Regions from separate parts of the Homo sapiens genome. Here region 1 is linked to region 2. A link is an interaction called in ENCODE POLR2A ChIA-PET data of the cell type or tissue named here. Cell type or tissue: HepG2. All regions are shown on one strand. Links, peaks and the distances in the headings refer to the core of each region. The heading gives the core; the rest is flanking DNA. Region 1 overlaps RHPN2 (rhophilin Rho GTPase binding protein 2). Region 2 overlaps GPATCH1 (G-patch domain containing 1).

Region 1 (9,948 bases), core at 2,100-7,099, 98 kb after region 2:
GTCTCATAGCTCAGTTCCCTTCTTCTGGGAACTGTCTTTTGTTATTTTATTTTATTTATTTGTTTATTTTGAGATAGAGTCTTGCTCTTGTCACCCAGGCTGGAGTGCAGTGGCACAATCTCTGCTCACTACGACGTCTGCCTACTGGGTTCAAGTAATTCTTCTGCCTCAGCCTCCCAAGTAGCTGGGATTACAGGCGCCTGCCACCATGCCTGGCTAATTTTTGTATTTTTAGTAGAGATGAGGTTTTGCCATGTTGGCCAGGCTGGTCTCAAACTCCTGACCTCAGGTAATCTTAGTATGAGAATGAGGTGCGGTGTTGAGGAGAAAAGCAGCCTAGTGCTTACACCTATAGAGGACTGGGGTCAACAGACCCAGCGCTGTGGGTGAGCCTGGCTTGGCTCACCTGTGCCTGCGGGTTCTGCCTTGCTCCCCCATAGCAGGGCTGTGTCTGGGTCAGACTCCACGTGGGGATGGATGCAAGAGCAGGGCACAGTGTAGACCACAGTGTGTTCCCCACGCTAGCTCTATAGCGTGTTGCCTTCTGGGCTGATCATCGACATTCTGCTTTGGGGTGTGATCCCCTTCCACCCGTGTGGATCATTGTTTGATATCACTTTGCCCTGCAAGCTTGTGAAGAACCATAGCTTTGCCACTTTGACTCATCGTGAAATTTCTGATGTTATAATGATTGGTCCTACCAGCCTGGGCCACACAGGAGGACCCCATCTCTACAAAATATTTAAAAATTAGCCAGGCGTGGTGGTGTATGCCCGTAGTTCCAGCTACTCCAGTGGCTAAGACGGGAAGATCACTTAAGCCCAGGAGTTTGAGGCTGCAGTGAGCTATGATTGCACCACTGTACTCTAGCCTGGGTGACAGAGTAAGACTCCATCCCTAAAAAGAATTTTTTTTTTTTAAATTAATGAAATAGGCTGGGCATGGTGGCTCATGCCTGTAATCCCAGCACTTTAGGAGGCTGAGGTGGGTGGATTGCTGGAGCCCAGGAATTTGAGATCAGTCTGGGCAACAAGGCGAAACTCCATCTCTACAAAAAGTACAAAAGTTAGCTGGGCCTGGTGGTGCATGCCTGTAGTCTCAGCTACTTGGGAGGCTGAGACAGAAGGATCAGCCGAGGTTGTGGTAAGCCAAGATCGCGCCATTGCACTCCAGCTTGGGCGACAGAGCAAGACCCTGTCCCAAAAAATAATTAATTAATTAAAAAAATAAAAGATTGGTCTATCGGGATGAAGCGATATGCTAAGATTCCAAGTATGAGTTGATTTCTTTTGCTGTAAATCTTTTTTCTGGACTCATCTTTCTGAGGAATCTTAGGCAGGCACTCTGTGTCCTGTCTCTGAGATTATATCAATGGAGACAAACTATAGACGAAATGAAGCAAGTAGGAGAACAGTGGGGAGTGTGAGGGAACCCCCATGGAGCTCGCAGCTCAAAACAGCAGGTGCCATCCCTCCGCAGGGCAGGGCTTTTTTTTTTTTTTTTTTGCTCAGCAACAAAACCAGAGGAACCAGTTGGATGGGATTCATATGAGAGATTCTATTTCAGTTCCAGATTGATTGTCAGTTAGCGCTTTGGACAGTTAATTTTCTAAACTACAAAGAAGTCAGAGGAAGGCTGCAGCATGAAAATTTCCATTGGAGCAGACGGATTGAGATTTTTTTTTTTTTTTTTTTTTTTTTGAGACAGAATCTCACTCTGTCGCCCAGGCTGGAGTGCAGTGGCGAGATCTCGGCTCACTGCAGCCTCTGCTTCCCGGGTTCAAGTGATTCTCCTGCCTCAGCCTCCGGAGTAGCTGGGATTATAGGCGTGCACCACCACACCTGGCTAATTTTGTATTTTTGGTAGAGATGGGCTTTTGCCATGTTGGCCAGGCTGGTCTTGAACTCCTGACCTCAGGTGATCCGCCCACCTCGGCCTCCCAAAGTGCTGGGATTAGAGGCATGAGCCACCACGCCTGGCCAGAATAGATCTTTCTTGAGGTCCAGGGGAAAAGCCCTGGACTGCTGAATGACTCAGATCTTATGTGTGAGCCTGGTCCCCTGTGAGCCCCTTAGTCCTTCTGCCTGCCGTCTGCTTGCATCTCCATACCTGTCGTGATGGAATTTTGTCCCAGGTGACACAGGAGTTGTGGGGAGCAGGCTGGTTTCTTTACTCAATAGAGATGTGTTTTGGAAGGTAATCCAATTTTTAAAAATTGGGTTAAAAGGCTGGGTGGGGTGGCTCACGCCTGTTATCCCAGCACTTTCAGTGGCCGAGGCAGGCAGATCACCTGAGGTCAGGAGTTCGAGACCAGCCTGGCCAACATGGTGAAACCCCGTCTGTACTAAAAATACAAAAATTAGCTGGGTGTGGTGGTGGACACCTGTAATCCCTGCTACTTGGGAGGCTGAGGCAGGAGGATCGCTTGAACCTGGGAGGCAGAGGTTGCAGTGAACTGAAATCACACCACTGCACTCCAGCCTGGGTGTTTATTTATAAATAAATAAATAAATAGTGTTAAAATATACATATATAACTTAAAATGTACTATTTTAACCAGTTTTTTTATTATAGTAAAATAACACAGAACATAAAATTACCATTTTAATTATTATCTTAAATTTTAAAAATTTTAAAATTATCCTGCCAACCAGAAGCACATTTTAACCATTTTTAAGTGTGCAGTTCAATGGCATTAAGTGCATTTGTACATTCATAGTGTTGTGCAGCCATTACCACTAAACATCTCCAGAAGTTAAAAACTTTTTTTGTTGGTTAGGCAAGGTGGCTCACACCTGTAATCTCAGCACTTTGGGAGGCTGAGTCAGGAGGATCACTTGAATCCAAGAGTGGAGACCAGTCTGAGCAACATAGGGACACCCCATCTGTACAAAAAATTTTAAAATTAGCTTGGTGTAGGGTGGCACATGGCTGTAGTCCCAGCTCTTCAGGAGACTGAGGTGGGAGGACCGCTTGAGCCCAGGAGTTTGAGGCTGCAGTGAGCCATGATTGTGCCACCGCACTCCAGTCTGGGCAACAGAGTGTGATCTTGTCTCAAAAATAAATAAAATAAATACATTTTTAAAAAGTATATATTTTTTAAGAGACAGGGGTCTCAGTACGTTGCCCAGGCTGGTCTTGAACTCTTAATGTCAAGCAACCCTCCCACCTCAGCCTCCTTTATAGCTGGGATTACAGGCAGCAGCCCCTGTGCCCAGCTATCTCCGGAACTTTTTCATCATCCAAAGCAAAGCTCTGTACTCAGTTAAACAATAACTTCCCATTGCCCGCTTTTCCAGCCCCAGCTAACCTCTATTCTCCTTTCTATTTCTGTGAATTTGACTATTCCGGGTACCTTATCTAAATGGAATCCTACAATATTGGTCCTTTTGTGACTGGCTTGTTTCACTTAGCATAATGTCCTTATTTACACTGTACCATGTGTCAGAATTTCATTCCTTTTTAAGGCTGAAAAATATTCTGTTGTATGGATAGGCCACATTGTGTTTAATCATTCATCTGCTCATGGACGTCTGGGTGGTTTCCACTTTTCAGCTCTTGTGAATAATGTTGCTATTAACACGGGTGTTCAAGTGTCATTTAAGCCCCCACTTTCAATTGTTTGGGGATATATATCATAGGAGTGGAATTGCTGGACCATATAATTGAGAATCAAATTTTTTAATATGTTGTAGGACACCGGTTCTTTTTTTTTTCTCCTGTCTTTTCCTTTTTTTTTTTTTTTTTTTTTTTTTGAGACAGAGTCTTGCTCTGTCACCCAGGCTGGAGTGCAGTAGTGAGATCTCAGCTCACTGCAACCTCTGCCTCCTGGGCTCAAGCAATCCTCCTGCCTCAGCCTCCAGAGGAGCTGAGACTATAGTCGCACACCATCACACCCGGCTAATTTTTGTATTTTTTGTAGAGACAGGGTTTCACCACGTTGCCCACGCTGGTCTTGAATTCCTGATACAAGTGATCTGCTCACTTCGGCCTCCCAAAGTGTTGGGATTATGGGCATGAGCCACCGCACTCGGCCTCCTATCTTTCTCTATAGCAACGTGATGAAGTAAATATGAACCCGAACTAATGGGCAAAACATTTTCCACTTTTAGGGGTTTTAAATTACCTGAAAGACACATTTACCCATACTCCAAGTTACGACATGAGCCCTGCCATGCTCAGCGTGCTCGTCAAAATGATGCTTGCACAAGCCCAAGAAAGCGTGTTTGAGAAAATCAGCCTTCCTGGGATCCGGAATGAATTCTTCATGCTGGTGAAGGTGGCTCAGGAGGCTGCTAAGGTAGGACTCCCTGGTTCCTGTGACTTTGGGGAGTGGGCAGGAGATGCTGGCACAGGAGCACTGGAAGTAGCGGGGCCTTCCCATGGGAGCTTGCCTGTGACCTGGGCATTGTGCCAGCTCCGGCCAGTACTGCTGGCTTGAGTTTTCTTGGCAAGTGTTGGTGTTTCAGATACAGATCACTGATTCCATCTGCAGCTTAACCTAAAAACCAGCATAATGACAGCAGCCTGATCCCCCTGTTAACTGTGACAATGACAGAACGAGGGGTCTCTTGGAGTTGCTCCCAGATTCTGGAGCAGCCCCTGGCAGGGGCTGTTGCATGGGAAGAAGAAAGGGCTCTTTCTCTGCAAATGGGTTCATGAGGGCCCTTGTGCCGGGCTGCCCCTTCCCAGTGTCCCTTCTATTTCAGGTGGGAGAGGTCTACCAACAGCTACACGCAGCCATGAGCCAGGCGCCGGTGAAAGAGAACATCCCCTACTCCTGGGCCAGCTTAGCCTGCGTGAAGGCCCACCACTACGCGGCCCTGGCCCACTACTTCACTGCCATCCTCCTCATCGACCACCAGGGTAAGGCCTGGGGGGTTCGGGAGTTTGGCGAGGGCTGTGGTCCAGCTGCCCCAGGGGCGATTCTGAGCTGAGTGAGAGCTAACTGCCTTCCCTGGAGATGCTCACAGGCTGAAGGCAGAGGATGGGAGTGACCCATGACTGAGGCAGCTGCCGCACAGGCCATGGTGGGGTTAGGGGTTATAAGCTTCTTTAGAGGGAGGAAGAAGAGGCACCTTTAATTCTGCCTGGGTGCAAGAGGATGAATTTTCACCTGGAATCTAGAATCTAAGGGAAGGCCAAAAATGCTGGCATCAAGATAAGTAACATTTTAAGGTAATATTTTAAAAGAATCAAAATTAATGCAGGCCAGGTGCTGTGGCTCATGCCTGTAATCTCAGCACTTTGGGAGGCCAAGGCAGGCAGATCATTTGAGGTCAGGAGTTTGAGACCAGCCTGGCCAACATGGTGAAACCCTGTCTCTACTAAAAATACAAAAATTAGCAGGGCATGGCACGTGCCTCTAATCCTAGCTACTCGGGTGACTGAGGCAGGAGAATGGCTTGAGCCAGGGAGGTGGAGGTTGCAGTGAGCCGAGATTGTGCCACTGCACTCCAGCCTGGGTGACAGAGCAAGACTCCATCTCAAAAAAACTAATAATAATAAAATAAAAATTAATGCAAAAAAAATCTGTGATGATCGGAATTTTATTTTATTTTATTATTTTATTTATTTTATTTTATTGTTAGAGATGGGGCTGGAGTGCAGTGGTATGATCATGGCTCACTGCCTTCTTGAACTCCTGGGCTCAAGCGATCCTCCCAATTCAGCCTCCCAAATAGCTGGGAATACAGGCACATGCCACTACACCAGTTAATTAAAAAAAATTTTTTTTTTATAGAGATGGAGTCTCACTATGTTGCCTAAGTTGGTTTCAAACTCTTGGCCTCAAGCAGTTGTCCTGCCTTGGCCTCCCCAAAGTGTTGGGATTACAGGCATGAGCCATGGTGCCTGGCCAGGGATTTTTGATCTAATGAGTACTAATCCAGGCAGCCTCCCAAGGAATTAAAAAGACAGCCTCTGGAGCCAGACTTCCTGGGTTCATATCTCAGCTCTTCCATGAATGAGCTGTTTTACCTTGGGCAAGTTACTTAGCTGTCCTCTGCCTCAATTTTCTCATCTGTAAAATGGGTATATGGAGAGAACCTGCCTCACAGGCTGTCATGAAAACGAAAACGAAGGGCCTGTACGCAAAGCTCAATAATGCTTTATATACTGTAGGTTCTCTGAAAGTGTGAGCCGCCACTCCTAGTACTATATAGTCTATTAGGTGAGACAAGATGTGAAAACAAATAGAAATACCATATAGTGCCTCGGTGATTGCTGTAGAGACACAAATGCAGCAGCAGGTGGACTCCATGGTACAGTCATGGATGGCTTCTTAGAGGCAGTGACATTTGAGTTCAACTTTTCCATCTGCACAGGAGGGAAGGGTCAGCCTAGAGGGAGTAAAGTGTCTGAGCACAGAACAGAGGCGGAGGGTGCTGGGGAAGTGGAGAGTGGTTTTGTGAGGTTTGAGAGCAGGATGCGCGCCACGAAGGGTGTGGTTGAAGCAGGAAGGGGCTCTGCTGCAGGTGTGCAGGCCCGCAGAGGGGTGCAGGCCGGGCATGACAGGGTCTGGGCTATGCCAGGAGGTTCTGTGTGGTGGGTGAGTTGGAGGAGGTAGCGTGTGGGGGCTCAGGGTCAAATTACAAACCTTGCCGGGTGTGGTGGCTCACGCCTATAATCCCAGCACTTTGGGAGGCCGAAATCGGTGTGGATCACGAGGTCAGGACCAGCCTGGCCAAGATGCTGAAACCCCATCTCTACTAAAAATACAAAAATTAGCCGGGCATGGTGGCATGTGCCTGTAATCCCAGCTACTCGGGAGGCTGAGGCAGGAGAATCGCTTGAACCCGGGAGGTGGAGGTTGCAGTGAGCCAAGATCACACCACTGCACCCAAGCCTGGGTGACAGAGCGAAACTCCATCTCAAAAAAAAAAAAAAAAATTATGAACCTCTGGAGTGTGACTGGTCCCAGTGAGCAAGAGCTTTGGGGTAGCCAGGCATAGTGGCTCACACATTTGATCCCAGCACTTTGGGAGGCTAAGGCAGGAGGATCGTTTGAACCCAGGGGTTTGAGACCAGCCTGGGCAATGTAGCAAGACCTTGTCTTTACAAAAAAATTTAAAAATTAGCCTGGCATGTGGTGGTGCATGTCTGTAGTCCTAACTACTCAGGAGGTGAGGTGGGAGGATCACTTGAGCCCAGGAGTTCAAGGCGGCAGTGAACTATGATTGTGCCATTGCACTCCAGCCTGGTAACAGAGTGAGACCGTCTCAAAGAAAAGAAAACCTTGAGGGTTAGACGGCCTGGGGTGTGTCCGGGGGCAGAAAGGAGACCCATGATCCCAAATGCCTTGTGAAACTGCAGAAAAAAGGAAGCTGGAGACATGGTAGAGAAATCTCTACGTGGGTCTGTGGCCAGGTCCATGAGAGGGGATTTAACCTGTGGTTCTCTTTGCAGTGAAGCCAGGCACGGATCTGGACCACCAGGAGAAGTGCCTGTCCCAGCTCTACGACCACATGCCAGAGGGGCTGACACCCTTGGCCACACTGAAGAATGATCAGCAGCGCCGACAGCTGGGTGCGTGTCCCCCTGCACCCAGATGTGGGCCCCACTTGGTGCCCAGCTGGTCCTGCTCACAGCCAGCCACAGAGAGGTCCCTGAAGAGGGCCCGGGAGAGGGGGGTGTTCCGAGTCATCGTGGCCACTTTGGGTTCAGAAGTCATGAGGCGCGGTCCTGAGCCTCAGAGGGCTTCCCAGGCTGTGTTCTCATGGGTTCCATAGCACCCAGGCCTCCCACTGTGGAGCCAGGACTTTAACCATCTCCCTTGGGGTCCACAGGGTGGCATGTGTCACGCTAACAGGGAAGGAGACGTTTGTTGATTTCCTTATGCATGGCTGAATTACCAAGAACACCTAATGACTGGTAATGCAGTGTCCTGGTTTGGTCTCTGCCATGTCTCAGTGTGAATATCTCTTCCCATGTGCAGACCTCACCTCCACCACCCTAACCTGCCCCTCTGCGCACCACCCATGCACACATACGCAGCTTCTCCGTCTCAGTGATGGCAACTCCCACCCCTCTAGGTGCTCAGGCCAGAAACCTTGGACTCACTCTCCACGCTTCTTTTCTTTCCTCCTCTTTCCCATCCCCTCCCCTCTGCTCCCCTCCCCTCTCCTCCCCTCTGTTCCCCTCCCTTCCCCTCCTCTCCTGTTCTCTCCTCTCCTCTTCCCTCCCCTGTTACCCTCCGCTCCCCTTCTCTCTCCTCCTCTCTTCTCCCCTCCTTTCCTCTCTCCTCTGGTCCTCCCTCTCCCTCCCCTCCTTCCTCTCCTCCCCTCACCCTTCCCCTCTCCCCTCCTCCCCTCCCCTCTCCTCTCCTTTCCTTGTTCCTTGTTGCTTTCCTTTTCTCTCCCTTTCCTCTCCTCTCTCCTTTATTCTTTCCTTCTTTCCTTTCTCTCTCTCTCCTCCCCATCTACCCGTCCTCCCTCCTTTCCTCTTTCCTTTTCTTTCATTTGTTTTCTTTGACAGCATCTTGCTGTCCCCCAGGCTGCAGTGCAGTAGTGCAATCACAGCTCAGTGCAGCCTCGAACTCCTGGCTTCAAGTGATCTTCCTGCCTCAGCCTCCTGAGTAGCTGGGACTACAGGCATGCACCACCACGCCCGGCTAATATTGTAAAAAGGTTTTTGTAGAGATGCGGTCTCACTATGTTGCCCAGGCTGGTTTTGAACTCCTGGCCTCCAGCGATCCTCCTGCCTCTGTCTCCCAAAGTGCTGGGTTTACAGGCATGAGCCACCACACCTAACCTCTTGTCTTACTTTCTCACCCTACATTTGATTAGCAAATCCCTTTGGCTGTACTTAGAAAACATATCTCAAATCTGGCCACTTTAATCCTGCTGCCCTGGTGGAAGCCACATGTGTACAGTGCTTATTTAACAAACATTCACTCACTTAAACCCCACACAACACTATGAGGTGCGTCTCGTGGCATCCCCATTTTACAGCTGAGGAAACTGAGACCCAGAGAGGTCACGTGGCTTGCCCTGCTCATAGCGGGTTTTCCTGCTGCCCCTTCAGAGCCTGGTCGTGCAGGTCAGATCACATCAGTCCCCTGCTCTCACTCCAGTGGGCTCCCGTCTCACGCAGAACAGGAGCGAGAGCCCTCATCTCACACGCGTGAGGTCCGCCATGATCTGGCCTGGCTCTTTCTTCCCTGCACTCATTCTCTCCCACCCTCCCTGCCTCCAGGCACACCCTAGCTCCTCCTTGCCCTTGAAAACCTGCACGTGCCCCTGCCCCAGGGCCCTCGCACCTGCTGCTCTTTCACATCAATCAGGGCTCTGCTCAAAAAGGACCATATCACAAAGCTTTCCTTGGCCGGGTGTGGTGGCTCACACCTGCAATCCCAGCACTTTGGGAGGCAGAGGTGGGAGGATGGCTTGAAGTCAGGAGTTTGAGACCAGCCTGGGCAACATGGAGAAACCCCGTCTGTACCAAAAATACAAAAACTTAGCCAGATGTGGTGGTGTGTGCCTGTAGTTCCAGCTACTTGGGAGGCTGAGGTGGGAGAATTGCTTGAACCTGGGAGGTGGAGGTTGCAGTGAGCCGAGATCGTGCCACTGCATTCCAGCCTGGGTGACAGAGCAAGACTCCGTCTCAAGAAAGAAAAAAAAAAAGCCTTTCTCTGTCACCCATCATAGGACAACCCCATTCCCAGTCTTCTCTTACCATCTCCGCTTACCCTGCTTTATTTTTCCCTATAACCTCATCACCACCCCATCCATTACATATTTCTTGTCTTGTTAGTTATCTGTCGTCAACCACTACATGTAAACTCCATGAATGTGGGGGCAGTTTGTTTACTCGTTGCTTTATCTCTAGTGCCCAGCACATTTGGTAAATATTTGTTGAGTGAACATCTTATGGACACAAGTGAGGTTATTACATACGCATTGAAGGGAGGCTTGGGCTGGGCGCGGTGACTCACGCCTGTCATCCCAG
Region 2 (9,948 bases), core at 3,286-8,285:
TAATACCTGCAGTAAGTGTGAGTTCTCGGAGGTGGCGGCCACCATGGGTCTGAAATAATGCACTGGTCGATAGTCTCTTGGCAGCTCTGGAGGTGGATAGATCTTAACAAACCAAGACAAAACCCAGAAAATACAGGCTGCAAGATCATGTTTGATTTAATCAGGAAAACCTGTTACCTCTGAGCCTTGTTAACCCCGCCCCTTCCCGGGTTAACACTCAGCAGGCAGGTAGCACAAGAACAGGCTGGCCAGAGGTCCAGCCAGCATCCCCTCTGGACCTGGAGGGTCACAAGAGCCACCGTGTTCCAGTGGTCAGGCATTTCGAATATCCTCCCACCCATTTCTACAGAAAGAAGCTAATGTGCCTGTTTTATAGGATAAGAACTATAAAGATGACAATAGATCATAAATGTCAGGGCCTACAGGTAGGGCTGGCCCACTGTACATCAGAAAATTTAGAAAAAGTACCATTCAAAGCATGGAGGAAAATAATGGCTGGGCGCAGTGGCTCACACCTATAATCCCAGCACTCTGGGAGGCCAAGATGGGAGGACTGCTTGAGCCTGGGAGTTCATGACGAGCCTGGGCAACAGAATGAGACCCCATCTCTATAAAACTAAAAAAAAAATTTTTTTAAATAATAGTTGGGGCCGGGAACAGTGGATCATGCCTGTAATCCCAGCATGTTGGGAGACCAAGGCGGGTGGATCACCTGAGATCAGGAGTTCAAGACCAGCCTGGCCAATATGGTGAAACCCCATCTCTACTAAAAATACAAAAATTAGCCAGGCGTGGTAGCGCACACCTGTAATCTCAGCTACTCGGGGGTGCTGAGGCAGGAGAGTCGCGTAAACCCGGGAGGCAGAGGTCGCAGTGAGCTGAGATTGCGCCACTGCACCCCGGTGCAGAGCTGAAACAGAGCGAGACTCCGTCTCAAACAAAAAAAAAAGAAAGACAAATAAATAATAATAATAGCTGGGCACAGTGGCTCATGCCTATAATCCCAGCACTTTGGGAGGACAAGGTAGGCAGATCACTTAAGGTCAAGAGTTCAAGACCAGCCTGGCCAACATGGTGAAACCCCGTCTCTACTAAAAATACAAAAATTAGCCAGGTGTGGTGGTGGATGCCTGTAATCCCAGCTACTTGGAAGGCTGAGGCAGGAGAATTGCTTGAGCCTGGGAAGCAGAGGTTGCAGTGAGCTGAGATCGCACCACTGCACTCCAGCCTGGGTGACAGAGTGAGACTCCATCTCAAAAATAATAATTAATAATAATAATAACTGTAGTTATTTTTAAATTCATAATTATTTTTTCTAGTTATGTTTCAGTTGCAAATTGAAGCTTCGGGCTTTCTTTTTTCTTTTTCTTTTTTTTTTTTTTTTTGAGACAGAGTCTTGCTCTGTCATCCAGGCTGCAGTGCAGTGGTGCAATCTCAGCTCTGGGTATGCAATTCTCCTGCCTCAGCCTCCCAAGTAGCAGGAATTACAGGCACGCATCACCATGCCTGGCTAATTTTTGTATTTTTAGTAGAGACGGGGTTTCACCATGTTGGCCAGGCTGGTCTCAAACTCCTGACCTCAAATGATCCACCCGCCTCAGCCTCCCAATGTGCTGGAATTACAGGCGTAAGCCACCACGCCTGGCCTATTTTTTCATCCAAGATATTACTATGAATAATGTGAGTAGAGCCAAGAGGACCTGGCCCAGGAGCTAGGAGGGGAGTGGGGACAGGAATTTAAAAACTTTAATTTAAAAGTTGACGGAAGTGAAATGAAAATCTGTTTGGGAAATTTGGGGATTTTTAACACTGACAGGCATGAATGATGGCACAGCAGACAAGGTAAAGGAAAGTACTAAATATTGTTAAATAACTGCATTAAATGGTCTCCCTTGCTCTTGGTCTAACAAATCCACACGTGTTTGTTATTTAAGCTATTTTCTAGACTTTTCTTTACTATTTTTTTCCCCCAAATTCACACTGAAATATTCTCTAGATTTTTAAGCTACATGAAAGCTGAAGTCCATGATGAAGTAACCCTGTGGCTGAAAGCACTGACCCCTCTCTCCCGGCCCCTCTCTCCGCTGGCTCTCAGGTCCAGGTGCATGCTGGACTCGCCTGAGGAGTTGTAACTATACTGATGCCTGCGCCCCACCCCAGAGAGTCTGCTATAACTGGAGTTCCCCAAGCTCCCCAGGTGGTTGTTAAAATACACAGCCTGGGTCAAGCCCCTGGCACAATGAAAGTCCATGAAAGAGTGGTGTTATCATTGTCAAGAAATCCTGTTTTTTTATCATCTTAGCTTCATCACCTTCTGGAGACACACCCCCAAATCAGCCAGAAAACACTCTCATGTTACCACCACACAAAAACCCAGAGGAACATGGCAGAAAGGAGGAGTGTGTCCACAACTTCTCTATATCCTCCATGGGATTCAAAGTATTTCTTTCTTTTTTTTGAGACAGGGTCTCACTCTGTTGCCCAGGCTGGAGTGCAGCAGCCAATCACAGCTCACTGCAGCCTGGACCTCCCAGGCTCAAGCAATCCTCCCACCTCAGGCCCCCAAGAGGCTAGGACTACAGGCACATACCACCACACCCAGCTAATTTTTTTTTTTTTTTGTATTTTTTGTAGAGATGGGGTTTCACCATGTTGCCCAGGCTGGTCTCAAACTCCTGGACTCTAGCGATCTGCCCGCATTGGCCTCCCAAAGTGCTAGGATTACAGGCGTAAGCCACCATGCCCAGTCTTGGATTGAAAGTATTTCTCTCTGTCTGTCTGCCAAATCATTGTTCTGTTTGACCTCTAGATTCAGATCTAGAGAACCATCTAAATCTGTGTGTGAAAGGCTAGATGAACACAGCCCTCCTCTGAAGTGTTCCTGCCCAAAGCCCTACTCCAGAGAAGCGCCAGGAACCCCCAGGACTGTGTCTCTCCACTTAGGGATGTTTGCCCACGACTCTGTATTTGTGTATCTGCTACCTTTGTTGGATGGGAGCTACCTGGGGCCAGGCTGGCCTATTTATCCTAAGGACCAGTGAGTGCTTCTCCATCATTTTTAAACTATGCTTCCTTTTCTTTTTTTTTCTTTTTTTGAGATGGAGTCTTGCTCTGTCACCCAGGCTAGACGTGCAGTGGCACAATCTTGGCTCACTGCAACCTCCACCTTCCAGGCTCAAGTAATTCTCCTGCCTCAGCCTCCCAAGTAGCTGGGTTTACAGACACGTACCACCATGCCTGGCTAATTTTTGTATTTTTAGTAGAGGTGGGGTTTCGCCATGTTGGCCAGGTTGGTCTCGAACTCCTGACCTCAAGTGATCCATCCGCCTCAGCCTCCCAAAGTGTTGGGATTATAGGTGTGAGCCACCGTGCCCGGCCTTATGCTTCCTTTTCATACATGTAAAACACCTGCATTTTCCTTTAATGTTATTTGACATTTCTGGTAATAATAGCAGCTTACTGTATGCCCGACACTGTCCTAGATATATTCTGCTGGCTATCACAACACATGAACTATCACAATGAAACAAATCAAAACTGTCCCCTGGCCTCCCGTGTCCCAGACAAGCACAGGCCAATCCTTAGAGGTACTGAACAAATGTTTGCTGAATAAAAAACAAAAAGCTGATTAAAGCGTGAAACAATCTAAAACAGGAATGCTGACAAGGCAGATGGCCAGACACCCCTCCTGGGCTGGCCAGCACCCTAACTCCCTCCTGAGTGTGCCTGTGAGCATGTGACTTTGGTGGTGACAGGAAGAGCGCCATGTGGCCTAAGAGCTTCACATGTGGCTGTGACAGCATCTCACAAAAACAAAGCAATCTGCAAAGGCACGCAGAGCTCTCCTCCAACTTCACCCACCTGCACACGGCTTCTCTCCCTTCTGCTCGGCCCCAGCTGAGGAGGCCAGGGAACCTTGCCCCTGCTAGCTTCAGAGCATGGGGAGGAACCAGGGCTATGGGTTATCCAGCTTTCTGAATGTTTTCTACTTTTCCTTAACCTACATTTCCCCTAGAATCATAGCAATTTCATTCTCTTTCTAATGTATGTCTCTTTTCATGTAAATAACCACTCACTTGAAGTTTGAATTTGAAATATTAGCGGCCGGGCGCGGTGGCTCACGCCTGTAATTCCAGCACTTTGGGAGGCTGAGGCAGGCGGATCACAAGGTCAGGAGTTCAAGACCAGCCTGACCAACATGGTGAAACCCCATCTCTACTAAAAATACAAAGATTAGCCAGCCGTGGTGGTGCACGCCTGTAATCCCAGCTACTCAGGAGGATGAGGCAGGAGAATCGCTTGAATTTGGGAGGCGGAGGTTGCGGTGAGCTGAGATTGCATCACTACACTGCAGCCTGGGTGACAGAACAAGACTCCATCTCAAAAAAAAAAAAAAAAATAGAAATTAGATATTTTTATCACAATGTAGCTACTGACTGATATTTCTTTTCTTTTCTTTTCGATACGGAGTTTTGCTCTTGTCGCCCAAGCTGGAGTGCAATGGTGCGATCTTGGCTCGCTGCAACCTCTGCCACCCAGGTTCAAGCAATTCTCCCTGCCTCAGCCTCCCGAGTAACTGGGATTACAGGCGCCCACCACCACACCTAGCTAATTTTTGTATTTTTAGTAGAGATGGGGTTTTGCCATATTGACCAGGGTGGTCTCAAACTCCTAACCTCAGGTGATCTGCCAACCTTGGCCTCCCAAAGTGCTGGGATTACAGGCGTGAGCCACCACGCCTGGCCAACTGATTTTTTTTTTTTTTTTTTGAGACAGAGTTTTACGTGTTGTCCAGGCTGGAGTGCAGTGGTGTGATCTTGGCTCACTGTAACCTCCACCTCCTGGGTTCAAGTGATTCTCCCACCTCAGCCTCCCTAGTAGCTGGGATTACAGGCATGCGACACCACGTGCGGCTAATTTTGTATTTTTAGTAGAGACGGGGTTTCTCCATGTTGGTCAGGCTGGTCTTAAACTCCCGACCTCAGGTGATCCACCCACCTTGGCCTCCCAAAGTGCTGGGATTACAGGTATGAGCCACTGCGCCTCGCCCTGGTATTTCTAATGTAGAATGTTTTTCTAGACAATCACTAGTAACCAGGCTGTTGTTTTTTGAAAACAGAATTTACTTATCTTTCCTGTTGTTAATAGAACTCAGATCACATAGCAGCAAATATTTTAAGAACTAAACCAGTAAAAAAAGAAAGAAAAAAAGTTTTTCTTACTTTCTTAGAAGATAAAGGTTTAGAAGCCAAGGAAAATCCATCCAAAATTTTGCCAACGTACCGAAGGTCTTTCTCTGATTCTACAAAATGATGTCATAGATTAATTCCAGAAGTAGAGATGATTAGAATAAGACAGAACACATCAGCATTTTACGTTCTTATCTCTAAGAACATAAATAGTACGTGTCATACATGCTATCACTCAACAGCAGCAGTAAAGGGAAGAACAAGTGGTAAGCAAAGCCCCACACCTCTGTTGACTCAGTGACTAAGGCCCGGCCCACACCGCCCTGGACAGATTGGGCTACCCAGGTCACAAGGCTGTGGTCCTCCAAGACAAGCATATTGACGTGATTTTTAGAAGAAGTACCTTAGGGGCACCAAAGGATATACCCCGTGGAGTAAAAGATCAAGAAAAACCACCAAAAGGACAAGCATGGAGGAAAATACAAATCACAACTGTGAGAGCGTCATGTGTAAAACTAGGTGAAGAACTACAGGGTGACTACCTGGCCATCTCCTTAGCAACAATCCAAATAGGGATGAAAGGCAATGCCACCAGGTCAGCCTGTAATCTTTAACAAGACATAAAGATCACAGACATAGGAAACTGAATGACCAATGCCCTCTGACCTGGAGGTGGGGATCGTCTTCTGGTCATAGAGACAACCCCACCAACAAAAGCTCTTTGATTTGATTCTCAAGGTTTTCCTGCACGTACTGGTTACGCCAAAAGTCCGTATAAATGAACTGTATTCTCTGCACTCAAAAGCCCCTTCTGAAAAAAAAAAAAAGCCCCTTCTACATGACCATCAAAAGCTCTTTCACAGGCTAGGAGCTCAGGCCTGAAGCAGGAACAGCAAGCAGTGCAGATGAGCTAAGGCTTTTAGCCACTCATCATTCAGCACCACCACATCTCTCCCCTCCCCACAAAACCATTCTTTGTGCTTTGACTCCTGTTGGGCTTTTTTTTTTTTTTTTTTTTTTTGAGATGGAGTCTCGCTCTGTCACCAGGCTAGAGTACAGTGGCACAATCTTGGCTCACTGCAACCTCTGCCTCCTGGGTTCAAGTGATTCTCGTGCCTCAGCCTCCCGAGTAGCTGGCATTACAGGCATGTGCCACCACACCCAGCTAATTTTTGTATTTTTAGTAGAGACGAGGTTTTACCATGTTGGCCAGGATGGTCTCGATCTCCTGACCTCGTGATCTGCCTGCCTCAGCCTCCCAAAGTGCTGGGATTACAGGTGTAAGCCAATGCACCTGGCATGTTGGGCTTTTTTTAAAGCTTCTAGAACTTACTAAAATTTCTTCAGGTAATGTGGGATTCAATTTCACATTCTTGGAACTTGTATTATCTCAAAACCCAGAAATTTCATGTTTATGAGTTCATTCTGAAGAATTCTGAAGAAATAAACAAATGTACATAAAGACAGAATCAGAAAAATATTCATTATAGCCCTATTGATCATGGAAAAAAAAAATGAGAATTTAAAAATCAACCATGGCCAGCCATGGTAGCTCACGCCTGTAATTCCAGCACTCTGGGAGGCCGAGGCGGGCGGATCACCTGAGGTCGGGAGTTCAAGACCAGCCTGGCCAACATGATGAAACTCCATCTCTACTAAAAACACAAAAATTAGCTGGGCGTGGTAGCAGGCGCCTGTAATCCCAGCTCCTTGGGAGGCTGAGGCAGGAGAATTGCTTGAACCCGGGAGGCATAGGCTGTGGTGAGCCAAGATCAGGCCATTACACTCCAGCCTGGGCAACAAGAGGGAAATTCCTTCTTCAAAAAAAAAAAAAAAAAAAAATTAGCTGGGCGTGGTGGTGCACACCTGTAATCCCAGTTACTCAGGAGGCTGAGGCAAGAGAATCGCTTGAACCCGGGGGACGGAGGTTGCAGTGAGCCGAGATCATGCCACTGCTCTCCAGCCTGGGTGACAGAGTGAGACTCTGTCTCAAAAAAAAAAAATTTAAAAATGTAAAAAATCAACCGTGGAGACTAGGTAAAATAAAGATAGATTCACCGAATAGAAAATCATACAGTCAAAACTACAGATGCTGTGACCCTGCAGGGGGGGAGAGAGGAAGCTGGGGGAGAGAGGCCACAGCAGAGAGGGACAAGGACAGGCTCGGAGCTCAGTGGAAGGAGTGAGAACCAATCAGCTGGGGGCAAAGCTGGTGCACGAGGGAAAAGTGAAAGATGTGGTTCAGCAGGCGGACTTAAATATATGTCATTACATATCATTAATTATTAAAGGATTGATATATTGTTATTAATATGTTGTATATTAAATATCATTTATATTAACAGATATAGGATATTATCAATTTCATACTCCCACCACTTTTAATAAATAATGAATAATTAAAATAGATCAATACATTACTATGTAATAATGTATTGGTATGTTACATAATATACCAATAGTATTGATATATTAATTATATAAAATATAAATCATATACAATATATAATGGTATATTGATTATAATATAGTATTAAAATTAAATAGTATATTATGATATATTAATATATCTTCATTTAAGTTATATAAAAATAATCCATAGTTTGGGGACAGAAATCAGAAACTATAGGGAGGCAAAAGGAAGAAGGCTCAGAAGCTAAATGACTCAGGGGAAAAAAAAAGAAAAACATTGGAAGGAAAAAAAAAAGGAAGTAAGTACTAGCAGCCCACTGACCACCCGGAGGTTAAGTCTCCTAACACTGGGTACACATGCCCTTCCAGTGTCCTGTGTAAAACCCTGGGTTCCCTGTCATACCATCCCAGTCAAGTGACACATGACTGTATGATAACCAAAGAATAGTAGGTGCCACTTCTTCAGTCTTTGGGACAGGTGCTTTGCCAGACACTGAGTTATGCCACTTAATCCTCACAACCACCTCTGGAGTGGATTTTATCCTCACTTTACAAATGTGGACTCCAATGCCCAGAGAGGTTATGAGCCTTGCCTAAGGTCACAAAGCTGGGCAATGGAGAGCTGGCATCCAAACCCAGGTCTGACTGACTCCAAATCACATGCTGCTAATACCGACTCTACACTGTCTGGCCCTGCACCTTTTCTGGAAACAACTGAAATGTGACTTCAAACCACAGGATCTGATTCACCTTGAAATTTCAACACAGCATGAAGTTAAAGTTGTGTTGAGAGATGTCAGCCTCTTATCCCAACAAGAGCCTCCTCAGAGCCAGGGACTCAAGGGAGAAGACGGACTGGGCGCCCAGCTCCATCTTGCTGCAGGCTGTTGGTGTACCTGCCTCCTGGTCCCCTGGCTTGACCTTCTGACCTGCTGCATGTGTTGGCCTCCTTTGGCCACCTGCCCAGTTCCTCGAGCTCTGGGTGCTTCCCTTTGACCCACTGCCAGCTCTGACCAGCCATGTGGTCACTGGTCCAGGCATTCCTCTTTCCCTGATTACAGACCTCTCCCTCCCTCCCACCTGGGCCCCACCTTGACAGCTGGCTTTGGCCTTGGCCAGGTCTGAATCCTGCATTTGTTTCACTTCCCATGCTGGGCCTCGCTTCTTTGTTTTGTTTCTTACCGTGACTTTGACCAACAACAGAGGCTGGTGCTCCTGTATCGCTCTTGCAGCCCCTCCTTCCTGATACCCTGACACTTGGTCCTGCCATTAGGTTTGTGGCTGTCGAATTACCTTTCTGGTTTTTATACTGCCTGGGTGCTGTCCAGCCATAGAGTCCGTCTCCAGGCTCCTCGTCCTTCAGAACAGTGTCATACTTGGATAGAGTTTCTGTGGCATAGATATCATCATCTTCCTCTTCCAGGGCACCTACACCAAAAGCCTTTAAAAAAACAAGGTTTCAAACTGAGCACAGGTGTTAGGGTATGTCTGGGATCTTCAGGGATAAAGCTACTTTAAGGATGTGATTGGAAACCATGTTAGCACTTCAAGATCACCAAGAGAGAAGTGAACGGGGGTCCCAGATCGACCAACACACACACAAGTTTTCTGGAAAACAGTGACCAGAGGTGAATGCCATGTCCCTACTGCCAACACTGCCCTCCAGTCCCCACAACAGCCATGGCTCCAGGTCCCAGCACAGGAAGAGGAGTGGAGAACAAAGCCAAGCAGCAGTGCAGGGGTGGAAATGTGGCTTCCAAGAGGAGAAAGGAAGAAATGTTCATCAACTGATCAATGCGGCCTGGGCCAACGCTGGTGGCTGGGGTCTAAGGGCCGCTGCTACTCTACTGCCCGCTGGAAGAACTCCTACTCTCTGCGGAAAGGAGCCTCTAACAAGTAGCATTTTTGTTTAAAAGACTGAAAAAAAAACACGTTTATAAAAAGAAAAGGTGGGCCGGGCGCAGTGGCTCACGCCTGTAATCCCAGCACTTTGGGAGGCCGAGGCGGGTGGATCACCTGAGGTCAGGAGTTCAAGACCAGCCTGACCAACATGGAGAAACCCCATCTCTACTAAAAATACAAAATTAGCCGGGGTGGTGGCGCATGCCTGTAATCTCAGCTAGTCAGGTGGCTGAGGCAGGAGAATCGCTTCAACCCGGGAGGTGGAGGTTGCGGTGAGCCGAGATCGCGCCATTGCACTCCAGCCTGGGCAACAAGAGTCAAACTCTGTCTCAAAAAAAAAAGAAAGAAAGAAAGAAAGAAAAGGTGGCCAGGCGCAGTGGCTCATGCCTGTAATCCTAGCACTTTGGGAGGCCGAGGCAGGTGGATCATCTGAAGTCAGGAGTTC

What was found. ChIA-PET counts read pairs that join two places held together with the same protein. Peaks named below come from ENCODE experiments on the same cell type or tissue, not always from the same donor. Only the 100,000 strongest peaks of a DNase experiment are listed, where the experiment ranks them.
Region 1: POLR2A ChIA-PET joins it to region 2 with 6 read pairs; 4 of 35 experiments call an interaction of 5 or more read pairs at or near these places.

Annotation. Positions count from the first base shown.
Region 1 is chr19:32,997,165-33,007,112 of GRCh38, reverse strand. It overlaps RHPN2 (rhophilin Rho GTPase binding protein 2), which reads left to right. Exons shown (of 15, transcript NM_033103.5): 8 at 4,113-4,300; 9 at 4,710-4,866; 10 at 7,408-7,527. Among named protein-coding and RNA genes, the nearest start is that of FAAP24, 30 kb to the right of the region's middle. In HepG2, for the core only: no CTCF peak of the experiment used is centred there; no DNase peak of the experiment used is centred there.
Region 2 is chr19:33,096,849-33,106,796 of GRCh38, reverse strand. It overlaps GPATCH1 (G-patch domain containing 1), which reads right to left. Exons shown (of 20, transcript NM_018025.3): 8 at 8,895-9,042; 9 at 5,223-5,302; 10 at 1-102. Among named protein-coding and RNA genes, the nearest start is that of GPATCH1, 21 kb to the right of the region's middle. RefSeq lists an enhancer at 870-1,039. In HepG2, for the core only: no CTCF peak of the experiment used is centred there; DNase peaks (open chromatin) are centred at 5,486 and 5,876.